3 separate regions of the Homo sapiens genome follow, and regions 2 and 3 are each linked to region 1. A link is a loop called in an ENCODE intact Hi-C map of the cell type or tissue named here. Cell type or tissue: heart right ventricle. All regions are shown on one strand. Each heading gives the region's core, and the rest is flanking DNA. Links, peaks and the distances in the headings are about the cores only.

Region 1 (5,924 bases), core at 626-5,625:
TAAAGGTGGAAGCTAGATGGTTCAGTTTTTTAAAAACTAACAAATAACAACAAAAATAATAAATCCATGCTGGGTATTGATTAGGCTTTAGCTGTCTTCTTTTCGATACACACTAAGATAAGACTCCAGTCTCAGTCTTGGTTAAATTAATATGGTGATCACATGAATGCATCTATATGAAGTTCTGCGCATATAATCCTAAATCAAAAATTTCTGTTTGTGCACCCATACACCCACTGTGCAACTAGGGTGGGCTAGAGGAGAAGCAAGATGCCTTCTCTGAACATGTCATCCAATCCACCAGATGGTTCATAGCTTACCTGGAAAAAAAAATCTGTTTGATGTTTGTTTCTCCTCTTGCTCAGTCACTGTCTCATCTTAATCGTCTGAAACCTAGAAAATAAATGAGAGTTAGCCACAATCAGCACACCCTATATAAAATAGTAAGGAGAAATGGAAGTAGAAAAAAGGAGAATTTAGTTAGCTAAATAAATACATGATGCCGTAAGGGGCATAAAATAAAATAAGGATAGCCGCCACAGTCTTGATTTTGCAGCTAGTCATGAGACTACGGATACTCAGAAGAAGCACATTGGATCTCCTGTGTTTGAGGTATATGTTCTTATTATATTGTTCTTACTATATAGTTCTTAGTAATCAATATCAGTCACCCAGGCAATGTATTAATCCCCCTCTTGCCTGTTTATCAATAATGTGAGAATTCTGAAATAGCCATGTGGCAGGCTCAAGAGAACCATTATTGTATTCTCTGGTCTAAGCATTCTTATCTCAGGTAGTAAAAAACCCCTCCAAACTAGCAGAGTCGAAAGGGGCAAGACTATTGCAGCCTCCACCTGATCAGCCAAAGTCTTGCCTTTAATAGGTCTGTATTCATGTGTACTTGGGTGATAACGTCAGCAGTAGCTATTTCATGACTGCCTTTCAAGGACTACCAATATTCCATACTCTAATTGTAACTCATTCCTCACTGCCTACAAACACAGCCATCAGAAAAATGATCCCAGTTTTTTTCTTAAAGTTTTGCTGCCTACAATGACTTCTAGAAGTCTGTGTCTTGGCCAGAATTCTCCATTGCAGACAACAAACTCACCTCTGTCTAGTTTAAGCATTTAAAAAAAAAAAAAAGTATTAAGAACACATTGGAGAAATACAAACACAGAACCTAGTGCGAATGTCAAGAACATTTTCTGATATCATATCATGAGCCCTTCCCACCCCCTGACACTCCCAAAAAGGAACTACTGCGTCTCTCATATCCATGCATCATTGCATCAGAAAAATAATACTGTAATTTCTGGCTCTAAAATCACACAATTTGTACCACAATCAAGTACCTCCTAAATAGGAAGCTCTTTTATAGCTGTTGGTTCGAGGGACGTGCTGCCCTGTTCATAAAAATATACCAGGGGGAAAAAAAGGCCCAGGCCCCACCTCTTTGCCCCCATATAATTCAGTTCAAAATTAAAGTACCCCATAGGTATATCTGATTGTAGAACCCAAATCACATATATGTGCCTTAGTGTTAAGGGAGGCAGAGAAATTTTTTGTTTTATTTTGTTTTTTTCATTTACCTTTAGGAAGTTGGTATCTACACCATGGGTAAGTATCTATTAAAATATAGATACTTGAGGCAGCCACGAGTGACATATATCCAAAGCATCAAAGATCCCAAAGGTCAGCTCTTTCCTACTCAAACTTAACATGTTTATCATGTAAACTGTTCAGGTGATGTAATTACAGGCATCCCAAGCTTCTTTTTTTCTGGTTTCCATTAACATTCTTGCCAGTGGAAACATAGAGTCACAACATCTCTCTTACTGTCATATTGTCATGGGAGCAGGGATATATCAGGAGCCTCATTAATTCCAAATGTCGAAGAGAGGAATTCCTTACACAAGTCAAAAATTTTACTTTAATGTGGCCCAAGTAACTATTTCTCTAATTAAAATAATTGTCATTGTCGAAACCGCAAAAATTTTGGTGACATCATTTGACATTTTAAAAAGTTCTACAAATTAGACACAAAATTTTTGATTTTAATGTAAATCAAACTTCTAGGAGACTTCATAGACTCTTTTTCCTTTCCCTGCCATACGTCCAAGATCTTAACATCCCTTGACTGCCTGCATATTTCCATCTTGCAAACTACTATTCACTTTCTTTTATCATTTAGCTCTTTCCTAAATATTACCTAGTTGAATCCCCTAAACTTGGTTTCACTTCCCACTCCAACCGGTCCTGCATACTGCCACTATACTTTATTTTCCCCAAAGGGAAATCTTTCATGTTTAAAAACACTTCAGTGGGCCAGGCATGGTGGCTCATACCTGTAATCCCAGCACTTTGGGAGGCCGAGGTGGGCAGATCACTTGAGGTCAGGGGTTTGAGACCAGCCTGGCCAACATGGTGAAACCCCATCTCAACTTAAAATACAAAAAAAAAAAAAAAAAATTAGCCAGGCATGGTGCTATGAGCCTGTAGTCCCCAGCTTCTCAGGAGGCTGAGGCAGGAGAATCACTTGAACCCAGAGGCAGACGTTGCAGTGAGCCAAGACTGCGCCATTACACTGCAGTCAGGGTGACAGAGTGAGACTCTGTCTTAAAAAAAAAAAAAAAAAAAAAAAAAAGCCACACATTTCAGTGATTCAACCATAGCAAAAAGGCATCTTCCAGCTACTTGTAGGAATCTCATGTCCGCCATGTTCTGACTCCTATCTTTTTGAATATACTTAGCTCTTACCAGTTACCCTGGTGAACTCTAATCAGTCAAATAGAAATACCTCATTTTCCATATATACCAACCTATTTTTAATCTGGGTTTTGGAACATGCATGTCTTTGCTTGGAATGTCTTCTTTTCCACACCACAGATTCTTATTTTACCATCTGTTGCGTAGCTCTCCCTGGCCTATCTGCTATTTACTCTGTGGTATTCCTACTTCACTTTATGCATGCCATCATTATTGTGCTCACCTCTCTGTGTTTTGCTGGGTGGTGATTTTTGCTGTTTATAAACATCTGTGTCCTCTCTTTGCCATGAGCTCCTGGTAGAGGTCACTTTATATCTTGACTCTTCAGAGGTTGGCATGGTGTCTGGCATTGTGTCAAGCTCTACGTTTCTTCTGAAAGGGTTGTAACACTGCAGTTATATGCTCACCTAAAACTTATTGCTGCTTGTAAGATTTAAACTCAGCAATATTGAAACCATTGCTGATCATTACTTAAATATATCAGTCATTTAAAATAGACATTTCAGATCTGTGGTTGCTAACTTAGCCACTGGAGGGAGCCCATATACCATGAATTTAGAGGATAATTACAACTCACAAACTATATTAAGTATAAATAATTACAAAGAAGGTCTTTAAACAAAATAAGGTGAGCTTTGCTGTTGTAAAGTCATAGCTATAACTAGTCTTTCAGCTGAAAATAAATAAAAGTGTGTTTTCATCACAAAGATAAATCATATTGCAAAAGAAAGGAAAGAGCAAATCAGAAAGAATTAGAAAGTTTAAAACTCAGGGATGTTTTTGGCTTCAAACATTTGCTCAAAAATTTTTCTTTGCATTTATGCCAATATAATATTTTAATCTTAATTTTTTAACAAATCGTGCTCTCCAAGAGGTAATATTACATGAATTGACTAAGTATAACATACTAGTTCTTAAGATAGTATTTGTGACAGTGGATTATTAACCTAATGGTCTCAATTTGTTTAACTTTAATTATTATAGAGGTAATACTGTTGTTTTTCTTGTTATGTTGTTCAAAGGAAAATAAATCAGAAATTATCTAGCTTAGTGCAATTTAAAAATACGTTTTGATATATATGACTATGCAAGTTTAAAAATTTAAGAGGTTTTAAGGAATGGAAAACATGTATCTAACTGCCTCGAGACACAGAAACAAGTATTCTATCATTGGATATTTTTGAACTTCCTAAGTCCAGGTGAAAGTTTTGAACATGTTAAAAGTTGTTTTTGTAAGTTATCTAAGGCAATGATTATGTTTAAATTGAGCTATACAACCTGTACAATGAAAATAATTTTCCGTTTGCAAGATAAAATTTAAAAACTAAATACAATTTCAAGTGATATTATTAAAAGTCTGCAGAGATGGTTGCCTTATTAGGGAACTAGAATTTACAACCATGGCTTTGATAAAATGTGGAATATCTCTTTTTTAATTCTCTGAGTTCTAAAATAGCTAGACTTGACGAGAGGGAAATTCTCCTTGTTGCCAATTCTCAATTTCCATGCAACTTTCAACCTTCAGAATACTGTTGGTACTCTGTCTTGGCATGGCTAGAATTTCAAATGAACTTCTAACGATAACTGATTTGAATGAGTTCAGGGGGAAAACATTCAATGAGCTAAATTATTTAAGGACACAATAAAGTGCTTAGAGGTTTATATTTCACATAAAGGCTAGTTAAGTAGCCTTTTAAAATATTATTTATGGAGATCATGACTCATCTTTGCATATCTCATGTGCTAATTCCCAGACCACAGACCAGTGCAGTAAAACAGCTCGATGACATGAGTGCCATTTAAGAATAAGCTGTCTGTGCAAGGCACTTTTTTGTTTGTTATTATTTTTTACCATGTTTTACATTTTGTGTCATACCTCCTTCCCTTCCATAAATGTGCAATTCATATTTGGAATGATGTGTATCTGTGCTAAAAGCAGATGTGGATGAGGTACGATGACAATCCAGTTTGTTCTGCCTTATGTCTACAATGCTTCTAATCTACCAATACTCTTCCACATCAACAATACCTGGAATTCTCACCATTTTAGATGAGAAACTTAAAGCTCTGAGAGGTTACGTGACTTACTTGATATCATGCAGGGAGTGTTACAGCCACCATTCAGGCTAGTCCTATTTACCTCTAAATTCTATTTTCTTCTCTTCTCCTATGTTTTTCAAGCTTTTCTGATTGGAGTTTATTGTAAAAATCACACTTTACATAGGACCAAATACATACACGCAATAGAAATTGTCCAAAAAATGCTTATTTTTACAATATGTCACTTACTCTGACATTCTGCATTCTATTCTATTCTATTTCATTTTGTAAAATATAAAACAAGTGGACTTTACAATCCACAATGCATGGTTTAAAAAATCACTAATCTGCATCTTATTTCTTGGCGTTATCTTGCACGTGAGTAAATAGTTTTTGGAAATTAACTTCAGAGGGCTATAGACCAATTGAGGTAAAAGAAGTAGAAAAACTGGTGGAGAGAGTGAATGTCTCTTAAATGTAATTAAATTTAATTTAAATTTAAAGTCTGTTAAAGACCTATGTTTAGCTCCTTTGCAAATAAATAGGACTTGTTTTGGTAGGAAACCAGTAAGTCTTAATCCTGATATTTCTTCAAGTGTATTTTGAGAAAAGTCATGCTTACATTAATGAGTTTTACCAAATCAGTAATGATAATAATAGTTTTAAATCTAATCAGAGCAAAGCACAAACAAGTCTATTTGGAGGAGCAAAATTGAGTTAAGGGTAAGAGCACACTTTGAAAATGATTTCTCTGGATTGTTGTATTCTTAGAGATATCTGGAGGAATTTATTTGGGCAAACCTGAGGCAGTCATTTGCTATTATTTCTCCTTCTAGGTTTCTGTGCTGAGCCAGCATATTCCTGGCACTGTAGCGCTTTCAAAGCTGTGCACTATAGAGGCTGAGAAATTCAGGCAAACATCCCTTTCACCTAAATTCTATATATTCAAATTTTTCCATCTCAATTATAAAAATAAGATTTCATTTGAGGTGTTTTAATTTCCATTGCTTGTAGTGATATTTTCATTCAGAATGCTTCCTATCCCACGAAGCAAGTATTGGGAGTTAATTTTTGAAGAAAAGTTTCAGTTGCCCTCGAAACAAACCAATATCATA
Region 2 (5,924 bases), core at 499-5,498, 1.4 Mb after region 1:
CAAAACGGTTGTACTGAATTTTGCACGTATCAGTAGTATATAAAAATTCTTACTGCTCTTAATACCTAATGTAGATGACAGGTTAATGGGTGCAGCAAACCACCATGGCATGTGTATACCTATGTAACAAGCCTGTGCATTCTGCACATGTATCCCAGAACTTAAAGCATAATAATAACAATAATAAAATGAGCTTATTTTGAAGTCCTTACATCTTCCTTAGAGAAAGGGGTAAGTACATGGCCACAGGCTTCACAAGTCCTGCTACTGCTGTGCTTGTGTCTGCACACAGATGCTCCCACACAGAGGACAGACAGTAAACATGACAGTCTTCCTATGAAATTACACAATTTACCCACACACACACAAAAAAAATTCTTACTGCTTTTCATCCTCACACATAGTGTTGCTCCATTTTTTTTAATCTGGTGGATGTATTACATAGTAGTTTTCATTTGCATGTTCCTGATTACAAATGAGGTGGTATATTTTTAAATATAACTTTTAACCAATGAATTTCCTTCTTTTTGAAATGTCCATTTAAGTATTTTTCCAATTTTCCTATTGAGCTATGTATCTTTTTCCTATTGATTTATATCTACTCAAAACCACATGAATGAATTTCATAGCTATAATACTGAGCAAAACCATCAAAATACAAAATAAACGTATGTTTTCATTTGTATATAGTTCAAAAACAGGCAAAAAATGGACTATTTTGTTTACTAAGGCACAAAAAGTTGTGACAGTATTTTTTAAAGCAAGGAAATAATTCCTACAAAATTCAGCGGAGGTTCCTTCTGACTCTAAATAGGTGGTACTTAAGAGGAAATAGACTTGGTTTCCTGAGTTGTCATGGTTCTAATATTTGGTCATGAAATCTGCCAGTGCCCCGGCTCTTGAACACTGAAAATAAATCAAATAAAAAATTTTACTTAGGCTGGACGTGGTGGCCCACACCTGTAATCCCAGCACTTTGGGAGGCTCAGGCAGGCAGATCACAAGGTCAAGAGATCGAGACCATCCTGGCCAACATGGCAAAACCTCACCTCTACTAAAAATAAAAAAATTAGCTGGGCATGGTGGCGTGCACCTGTAGTCCCAGCTACTTGGGAGGCTGAGGCAAAAGAATCGCTTGAACCAAGGAGGTGGAGGTTACAGTGAGCCGAGATCGTGCCACTGCACTCCAGACCAGTGACAGGGCGAGACTCCGTCTCAAAAAAAAAAAAAAAAAAAAAAATTAGCTGGCTTGGTGGCACACGCCAGTAATCCTAGCTACTTGGGAGGCTGAGGCAGGAGAATCGCTTGAATCCAGGAGGCAGAGGTTGCAGTGAGCCGGGACTGCGCCACTGCACTCCAGCCTGGGTGACAGAATGACACCCTGTCTGCAAAAAATAAAAAAAGAAGGATTTTCATATGATTATATGTATAGATAAGTATCAAAAAGAATGGGAAACGGCAAATAAGAAGGAGTTACCCTTTATTTTTACAATGACACATTATTTTTCTAGTTTAAAATACACACTCAATTATATAATTTACACACTTACTTGAGAAGGCTTATACATATCACTGAATGTATACTTATCTCTCCCCACGGCCCAGTAGGATGGGAGGAAAATGTGAAGCAGATTTGGAGTAGGCTGATTTGAGCTTTATGTATATAATTTAGTGCAACTTTAAATTGGAATATAGGGTAATATCTAGAGCAATCACTAAGAAAAATATTTTTAAAACATATACAAAGAAATATATGCACACTACAGATAAGGAAAAATGTAACACTAAAAATTATTTCAGTAACCCACAGAAAGGTAAGAAAAGAGAAAGAGAGAAACAAAAACAAGACAAACAAAACAATAAAGTGGCAGCCTTAAATCCAGACATCAAAAATTACATTAAATATGAAGGGCTTAAAGACACCAATTAAAATATAAATGCTTTATATTAAAAAAATTATCAGAATATAGTTCAAAATGACTCAGCTATCTGCTGTCTACAAGAAATTCATTTCAAATATACTGATATAAGTAGGTAAAAAGTAAATAGAAGAAAAATATATATACCATGAAAACAATCACAAAAAAGCTATATAGCTATATGAATAGCAGATAAAGTAGACTTCAGAGAAAAGAAAAAAAATTACTAAGTACAGAAAGGAACATGACATTATGATAAAAGACTTAATATACCCAAAAAAGACATGAAATCTTTAATGTATCAAACTTAAAAACTTCAACAATCAAGATAAAAAGGATGATAAGAAGACAACTTATAACTTTTGAGCAACTAATACATACTGCTAATAAGTGTTAGACCCTGATTCAAACACTTTACATCTATTATCTCATTTAATCTTCACCAAAAGAAAAGCAAATACATTATTATCTCCATTCTGCATATAACATAATTAAGGGCTCTAAAGAGTTTAAGCATCTTGCCCAAGGTTACACAGTTAGCAATCCTTAGGCCAAATTATTTTTACTCTTCGTTCTGCCTCCATCAAGGTTTGTCTCCAAACACTTCAAAAATAAACAGTGTGATCATCATATCTAACACTGCTGTCCAACATTTACTCTTCTTGGTCATAAAGACAGAGTATTTTTAGTGGTGAACAAACACTGGATTCTAAATAAGTCATAGGAATAAAGTGGCTCTAGAAAACATCAGTAAATACAAAAGAGCCTGGAGCAGGAAGCAGTTAATTATGGGAAAGCTGGAAGTAACATCATGGCCACAGTGACCTCAACAGTGTGAAGGCTGCCATATAAGTTTGGGAAAGCAGGGCCCTGTACAACTCCTGGGATTCCGTTAACATAGAGACTAAATTAGACTATCATATAAAAGGCACCACCTGGAATCACAATACACAGCATGCCCTGCCATTTATAGTATTTCTGACAGTAATTATACTGTCTGAAAGTAATAAAGTCTGCTAAGAAGCTCTTGGCATTCAGAGCACCCACCCACCTGGATCAGCAGTCTGAACTCCACTTCGCAGAGACTATAGTGAAGTGAGGACCTCCTTGCTCCATGCCCAGGCATATCTCCAGCATTGGAGCACCTGCTCACGTGGATTAGCAGCCTGAATCTCCCCACCCTTCCTGTGCAGAGATTGTGGTGCAGCAGGACCCTCTATGCTCCACGCCCAGGAAGATCTCCAGACATCTGGAACACCCATTCTTCTGCAACAGGAGTTTAGGCTGCCCCACCCTCATGCAGAGACTTGAAGCCAGAGATTTCCCCAGCTCCATGCCTATGCCCACTTCTGAAAACTTGGTGGCCACTCACTGGATCTCCTTCTTGGTGCTGGTGCTTGTGCCTGCCATCAGGGAACCTGTAGGCAGGCTTACCTAATCTGGCCCTGCCTATCTTCATCCTTTCCTACAGGGTTTATCAGGGAGCTCAGGCCACTGTTCACTTCACGGATCAGCCCATTGCCTGAGGCTGGCTCTCAACAGAGTCTCCCAGTAAAAAAAGATCCAGTATATACTCATCCACATTGGCCATAGCCAGTTCTTATCTGTAAGCGCCATCTACTGACCTATAGGTCAAACTGCACAGTCCAATATAAAACCTGCTGACAGAAGTGCATAGGACTGTAGAAGCAAAGCCAGAAGACTCTACCCAACACTCTCTACAGTCACACCCCATAGGCAAAGAGGAAAAGTGAAAGACAAAAAAAGGAAAGAAAGACACATGAAAATAATTACATAAATTGGAAGTGCCAGTGTCTCGAGATGACAAGGAAAAAGGGCAAGAGTTCTGTCATCATGAAAAACCTGAATATTGTGACACCACCAAAGAATCACATCAGCTCTGCAGCAGTGGTCCCTAAAGAAAATGAAAACTCAAAAATGACAGAAAATGTGAAGCATGGATTGCAAGAAAGCTTAATGAGATCCAAGACAGTTAAAAATCAACACAGAGAAACTTCTCAACAATTCAGGAAAAGAAGGAAGAGAGACGCATCTTAAAAAGAAATGCATCAGAGCTTCTGGAACTGAAAAAACTCAGAGCTTGAACTGGTTCTTCAAACTAGCACATTCAGTCAAAATTTTTTTGAAAATTTTAAAACAATGAAACTTAAGACTTACTGGCATACCTGTGAGAGAAGGAGAAAAAGTAAACAAACTGGAAAACATATTTAAGGCAATAATTCAAGAAAATTTATTTTATCTTGCTATAGAGATAGACATCCAAACACAAGAAATTAAGAGAATACCTGTGATATACAATGCAAAACAAACATCACAAAGGCATATAGATACCAGACTGTCCAAGGTCAAAGCTAAAGAAAAAATCTTAAAGGCAGCTAGAGAAAATGGTCAGATCGCATACAAAGCAAACCCCATCAGACTAACAATGATCTTTTCAGCAGAAACCTGACAGCCAGAAGAGACTAGAGGCCTATTTTCAGCATCCCTAAGGAAAAGAAATTCTAACCAAGAATTTCATTTCTCCCGAAAATAAGCTTCAAAAGAGAAGGAGAAATAAAATATTTTTCAGACAAGCGAATGCTAAGGGGATTCATTACCACTACGCCAGCCTCATAAGAGATTCTTAAGGCAGTTCTAAACACGGAAATGAAAGAAAGATACTTGCTACCACAAAAATAAATTTACGTACATAGTCCTATTATGGAAACAGAAAATAAAAAAAGATCAGGGGTCACCATTCTTATATCAGCCAAAACAGACTTTAAACCAAGAGTAAAAAAAGATAAAGAAATGTAATATATAATGATAAAGGATTCGATACAACAAGAAGACTTAACAATTCTAAATATATATGCACCAAACGTTGGATGACCCAGATTCATAAAACAAGTACTTTTAGACCTTCAAAAGTATTTACACAGCCACATAATAATAGTGTGGAATTTCAACATTCCACTGACAGAATTGGACAGATCATTGCGGCAGAAAACTGACAAGGAAACTCTGGACCTAAATTAAACACTTGCGCAATTGGACCTAATAGACATCTAAAAAGTAGCAAACACACCTACATCAAGAAGTTAGAAAGACCTCAATTTAACAATCTAATACTAGATCTAGAGCAATTTGAAAAACAAGAACAAAGTAACCCCAAAGCTAGCAGAAGAAAACAAATAACTATAATTGGAGCAAGACTGAACAAAATTGAAAGGCAAAAATTCATACAAAGGATCAAATAAAGCAAAAGTGGGTTCTCTGAAAGAATAAATAAACAAGATCAATTAACCATTAGCTAGATTAACACAGAAAAAATGAGAGAAAACCCAAACATGCAGAATCAGAAATAACGACTGATCTCACAGAAATATAAAGGATCCTCAGAAACTATTATGAACACCTCTGTCCACACAAATTAGAAAATCTAGAGGAAATGGACAAATTCCTGGAAACACACAACCTGCAAAGACTGAATTGAAAAGAACTTGAAACCCCGAACATATCAACATTGACTTCAGAAATTAAATCAGTAATAAAAAACCTACCAAAAATAATAAAGCCCTTGACGAGATGGATTCACAGCCAAAATATAGAGACATACAAAGAAGCGCTGGTAAGAATATTGCTGAAACTGTTCTAAAGAATTGTGAAGGAGGGACTCCACCCTAACTAATTCTGTGAAGCCAGAATTACCCTGATAGCAAAATCTGGCAAAGACACAATACAAAAAGAAAACTATAGACCAATATTCATGATGAATATAGATACAAAAATCCTCCACAAAATACTAGCAAATAGAATCCAGCAGCACGTCAAAAAGTTAATTCACCGTAATGAAGTAGGCCTTATTTCTTGCATATGAAGTTGGTTCAACATAAGCAAATCAATAAATGTGATTCACCATATACACAAAACTAAAAACAAAAACCATACAATCATCCCAATAGATACATAAAATGTTTTCAATAAAAGCTAATATATTTTCAT
Region 3 (5,924 bases), core at 538-5,537, 410 kb after region 1:
TTGATTTTAACAACTAAAGAAATTTCATTTGCATTGCACATTCTTATAATAGTAACAATAGCTTACACATTTGTAGCACATAGTACAAGTTAGGCATTCTGATGTTTTACATGAATTGATTCATTAAATTCTAGCAAAAGTTCAACAAAGATTTTTAATTTCATGTTGTGAATAAAGATATAATACAAAGGAACACAGAAGTTAGGTACTTGCCCAAAGTTACACATCTGATAGAGATTTAGCTGGAACCAAGATGTGACGTCAGCAAATCCAGCTTCAGAGGACTGATCCTGAGTGCTAAGCATGTTGCTTCTGTTAGGGAAGGTTGTGATCTAGCTATGTGTATTATATTTTCAGCAAGTATGTTTGATTCTCATTCCTCAATCAAATTTTCTCCATTTTATGACTATATTAATGTTATGCATGAGTATATTATATGGTGTGTGATTGCATTTGGAAGCATCAGTAAATACATAGGATTGACAATGAGGAAGATTATAGTGTTATTAGACCTACCATCATGATGTTAGATAAGATTTGTAATTTGAAGTAGAGACAGTGCTTACCAAATATCTATTATTCCCCTACATGTTTGAGCCCCTCTAACATTTATATTGGGGCCATATAATTAATTCTAACAAATGTGATAATAAGCAAAAGTAACTAATTGTGAACTGCATTTAGAAAAAAAACCCACTACAATGTAGGATCAGAGTAGCAAATGAAAGGCCACAATATTTTATGGAATGTTAAAGAGTTAGAAAAAACACTGGAGGCATTTTTCCTGGAAAGCTTGAGGGTAAAGTGCGAGTTGTCCTAAAATATCTGGTGTGTTACAGTGTAGAGGAATGAAAAGCCTTATTCTAATGGCGTGAAAGTATATAGCAGAGCTAATCAGTGAAAAATACAGAGGAACTTATTAGATTCAATATAAATAAGAACTTGCTTTTGATACCACATGTGGGACCCTGCATTACATTTGTAAATCATTTATTTTTCGGTTTTGCCATTGTCTGCCACTTCCAGTAGAATAGAAGTTCTTCAAGAATATGTATCTTGTTCATAGCTATTTTCCTAATGCTTTGCATGGTCCTAGCCAGTTTAAAAAAAAGTATGATATGAATAGTCATCATACAAATATATGAGTGAATCAATGAACAAATAAACATTCTATCAAATAGAGCACTCTAGATATTTTCCTGACTTTGGAGGAATTCTAATACAGGCTATGTGATTGGTTGCTAGGAATATTTTGGAGCAACTTCCAGCTCTGGATTGTGGTCGTACTAGATGTGACCTAATGTCTGTCCCAATGCCCAGATTCTTTCATTTTTATATTTTACATTTGAACTTTCCTGATCATTAAAGCCTTTTGCTTTTTACTTCCCAGCAGATAGGAAATTCAGTCAAGATGTTTGTTGTTGCAAAACCACAAAGAAATATTGCAAGCATTTTTTTAGCCCTACCTGTTTGCAAGCACATTTATCATCTTTTGATAACATGGCATCCTATTCAGAGAAATGGACAGTATGCACTTTGTAATCAGGATGGAGGCTGTGATATGACTGATGTGAGCCTTTATCAGGTATCATTGTCAAATTTGAGTCTCTGAATGAAATGTGTGTGTTTGAAAGGCCAGCACTTGGGTTTATGAGACTTGGCTCCTTTTCTTCATATGTAGTTATAAATTAATGCGTACAGTGATACCTCATTTCAAGTTGGGTGCTCATATGCATGCATGACTCAATCTTGATCATCAGTCAGATTAGCCTCATTATTCACTGAGCATCACTTCCACTCAGCTGGTCATCGGCTGAATTTGTGACTCTCTAGATAAATTGTTTCAATCTCTCTGCTAAGCCAGTTTTCAGAGACGGCCAACTTCTAAATTGGCAGCTATAAAAATCATCAGCTGGTGACCCAATCCTAACACAGGATCCTGTGTTAGGTAGGTGTTTTAAGATAATTCATTGCTATCAAGGAGCTTTCAGTCTTGCTTAGTAGAGAAAACTGAAATGTAAATACTGTGAGGTGTGCCTAAAAGTACAGGCAAAAGGGGTGGTACAGATGTGGTGATGGTGGTAGTGGGATTCAGATAAAGGGTTTTTTTTTGGGAAAAGAAGATGAGATTTGGACTCAGACATTAGGTTTCTAATCTCAGCTGTACCATTTAATTTTCTTCATCTGTCAAGTAACAAATCATAGGGAGGATGATCAATAATGCAATTAAGGCCTCTAACATAAGGCCTGCCACATAGTAGGTGTTCTGAAATGATAGAAAGTTACTGTTACTATTTATTATGATCATTATTATTAATGTGAATTAGAATTTTGAGGCAGAGGTGGAATATCCCACTTCTCTGTAATCCTCACAGATGGGAAAAATGGTGAAAGGAGGAATCAAAGAGATGTTATCTATATTAAAAAAACATAGAGGAAGATGATAGCTAACCTAGCAAGAGCAGAAATGATGGTATAGCAGAAAAGAGTGCCAAGGCATTCCAGGTCCCTTGATGTGCCAGAAAGGTAAGAATCAATGATGCCTAATGGGCATTTGCCACCACCAGCTGGCAGTTTAGGACAATTCAAGTTGTCTTCTCAAGTCGGCTCCAGTATTTAGTAGAGCTTGCCCTTCATAATAACATAAGTGTCTCTCTAATGTTTGCATTAGGACCCATCTCCAGCTTTATCAAGTAAGTGAGCCTGTGGATCAGGATAAGCATTTTTTTAGAAGGCATCTTCCTGAGCCAGCTGATCATGTAACACTGTGGCTCAGAAACACGTACATGTGAAATAAACCTTGACGTGTTTCTAGCAAATAATTCAGTTTAAACTTAGGACATGGAAAGTTTCTGGTTCAAAAGAAAATGGAGTAAACTCATTTCACCTTATTTCTCCTGCATTAATTATGAATATAAAGTCTGGACAGAACACATAAGCCAAGCATTAGGAGACTTTGAAGAAAGAGAAGTAGGGAGAGAGGTAGGACTGTCTAGCAGCCTCAAGACTTACAGGATGACTCAGTGATAAGTTCCCCATTTTTGGTTTGTTTCCTTTATTTTGTTTTGTTTGCCTCCTATATATGCCGGTCTGGGCACAGGAGCAGTCTGCAAGCTAGAAGTACCAATGGGTTCAGACAAAATAGTCCCAAGACAAGTCTGCTCTTTTCAGTCATATTCTAAACTTGGAAGAGACAGCCTTGTAGGATGGGACTCTTTTGATTATACCCACTGTATTCCAGGAGAGCATCTCAAACCTACCACACCTCTCCCTCTCCTCCCTGACACTTCAGAATCTGGATCAAAGAGTCCTGCTATTTGTGCTCAGCACTAATGCAAGCAGAGGCAGTCCCCCCTCCAAAGGGCACTGGTAAAACTGCAGGGCAGGACACTCTTGACCATTCCCATCTTGTGACAATGGATCTAGACCCTTTACATATCCTTCTTTATAAGCTGGCATGATGTTAACCTTTGTCAGCAGGGGGCACTGGAGAGACATCGCAGGAGGAAGAGGTCTGTCTTCTTGGTCTTGGATGTTCACTGACCAGACTCCTGCGGTGCAGATAGCTTCTTCGAAAGATGCCCAGCTTGTGCAGTGCATGGTGTCCAGAAATGCCCACAGACTAGTGGCCTCTCTCAACACACCCCTAAAGCAGTTTTGTAACATTGTGCCTCTAGTGAGACATTTTCCTATGAACCACTTCTACTGGCACCCTAGAGGGTTAGCAAGTTCCACCTGTGATGCCTCATGGCAACCTCTCTACCATTCAGTGAGCCACGGTCAAACCGTGTCCAACAAGGTCTAGAGCTCAGCCCTGGGAAGGGTGAGCTCTTTTCTCTAAGCACATTATTTCAGCCCTAGGTAGGCATGACTGCTCCTTATATCTGCTATTCATATATTATTTGGAGATGTCTTTATTTCTTACTATACAATCGTCATTAAGCAATCCCTTGTTACAGTTAACATTAAATTTCCCCTGTCCAAATTACGATGCCAGTTTCTCTTTTTTGATTGGACCCTGACTGACAAAGAATGATGCCAATAGCATGATCCGTAAGAGAAAAAAAAAGATAAATTGGATTTCATCAAAATTAAAAACTTATGGTCTGCAAAAAAGAAATATTAGTCCAGGAGAAAATTTTTTAATTCACATATCTGGAAAAGATGTTATATCTAGAATATATAAAAAGTACTTTAAACTTGACAGCAAGAAAACAAATAATCCACTTAGAAAATAGACGAAAGCCATGAGCAGACATTTTGTCAAATAATGCACAGATGGTACAATGAAAAGCACATAAAAAGATATTCCACATTATTAGCTATCAGGGAAATGCAAATCAGCACATTATAAGATACCTCTACACACCTATTAGAATGTGTAAAATAAATAACAAATCCCATCAATGCTAAGTTCTGATAAGGATGTAGAGCATCAGGGAGTTTTATACATTGCTGGTGAGAAAGAATTTGGCATTTTCTTGTAAAAGTAAACATATACTTGCCATATGACCCAGCAATCTTACTGCTGGGTATTTACTCCAGACATTTATAACAGTTCTGTTAATCCTCACATACAGTAGAAACAACCTGTCTTTCATTGGGCAAGTGGATTAACAAACTGTGATACAGAGATACAGTGGGATACCACTCAGCAGTAAAGAGGAATAAACTATTGATATGTATAATTTGGATAGATCTCAAGGACATTATGGTGAGTGAACAAAACCAATCTCAAAGTGATCCATCTTTTACTATTCCACTTATGTGACATTCTCCAAATTACATTGAAGACATAGCATAGTTCCCAGGATTTAGGGTTGGAGGTAAGCTATGACTTTAATGGGGTAGTACAAATAACTATTTTTTGGAGCAATATAGCAGTCTATTCCTGATCATGATGATGATTACAAGAATCTACACATGTGATAAAATTTCATAGAAATGTATATTTAAACAAGATTACATGTTAAAGCTGGTAAAATGTGAATATAATCTCTAGTTTTTAATAATACTGTCTAATGTCAATTTTCTGGTTTTGGTAATTTTGTTTTGGTTGCTGTTGTCATTGCAGGAATCTAGATGAATACTACACAGAAATTCTCTCTATACTATTTTTGCAACTTCTATGTGGATCTAAAATTATTTCAAAGTAAAAATTAAGGAAACCACCACCACCGCAATGAAAACAGAGATCATGTTCCAATAAGCAGAAGAGTACCATGGTAGAAGGATGGGACTAAGACATCCTAGGTACTCATGCAAGAGTTTATTCAAAGCCTTACATTTGAGTTGGTTGACCTAATTTGATGTCTAGAAATTGGCACTTCTAAAAAAAATTTCACAGATAATTCTACTGATTACAAAGGTTAGGACATCACTAATTTGAAAAAGGGCAAAAGTTCAGCTTTGCCTAAGAGGGAGTAATCTCCCAGGTTTCTTGGGTTTGTGTTATTAGGAAGTACTTCTTCTGTTGGCCTGAACTTCAGTGACCATGGGCAAGGATGACTTAGGGAATGGTTGCCTCTAAACCTTTTCTGTAAAAGGCCAGATGGAAACATTTTGGTCTTTGCAGACCATACACTTTCTGTCAGAGTTACTGATTCTGCCATTGTAGTGCAAAAGCAGCCTTAGATCATACATAAATGAGTGGTCATGGCCAGTGTTCCAAAAAAACTTTGTTTAGAAAAACAGACAGTGTATTAGATTTGACCCATGGGTCACCCTTTACTGACTCCTGATTTAGAGAATTGAGTGATCCACACCCTTAGTAGGAGTCAACCATGTGAATGTCCTAGCCCATGAGTTTTTACAGTCATACTCAGAATTCATAAACAAAAGAGCCCAGACTGATAGACTCAATGGCTCTACATACTCACTCTTGCAAATCACACTTAGTTCATTGGACTCAGTTCTGTCCTCCT

Evidence for each region. A loop is a pair of places that touch in the nucleus more often than their neighbours do. Peaks named below come from ENCODE experiments on the same cell type or tissue, not always from the same donor. Only the 100,000 strongest peaks of a DNase experiment are listed, where the experiment ranks them.
Region 2: a loop joins it to region 1, with 6 times the contacts of the local background. A loop is called at or near these places in 32 of 110 quality-filtered maps.
Region 3: it touches region 1 in a loop (2.5-fold over the local background); 11 of 110 quality-filtered maps call a loop at or near these places.

The regions. Positions count from the first base shown.
Region 1 is chr3:21,892,043-21,897,966 of GRCh38, reverse strand. It overlaps a transcript of ZNF385D not described here. Among named protein-coding and RNA genes, the nearest start is that of ZNF385D-AS2, 62 kb to the left of the region's middle. In heart right ventricle, for the core only: CTCF peaks have their summits at 3,088 and 3,300 (motif pointing right); no DNase peak of the experiment used is centred there; H3K27ac peaks cover 1,855 bases.
Region 2 is chr3:20,509,589-20,515,512 of GRCh38, reverse strand. No RefSeq gene overlaps it. Among named protein-coding and RNA genes, the nearest start is that of SGO1, 330 kb to the right of the region's middle. In heart right ventricle, for the core only: a CTCF peak has its summit at 3,544 (motif pointing left); no DNase peak of the experiment used is centred there.
Region 3 is chr3:21,482,064-21,487,987 of GRCh38, reverse strand. The region is part of intron 4 of ZNF385D (zinc finger protein 385D); the gene reads left to right. Among named protein-coding and RNA genes, the nearest start is that of ZNF385D-AS1, 58 kb to the left of the region's middle. In heart right ventricle, for the core only: a CTCF peak has its summit at 3,476 (motif pointing right); a DNase peak (open chromatin) is centred at 3,477.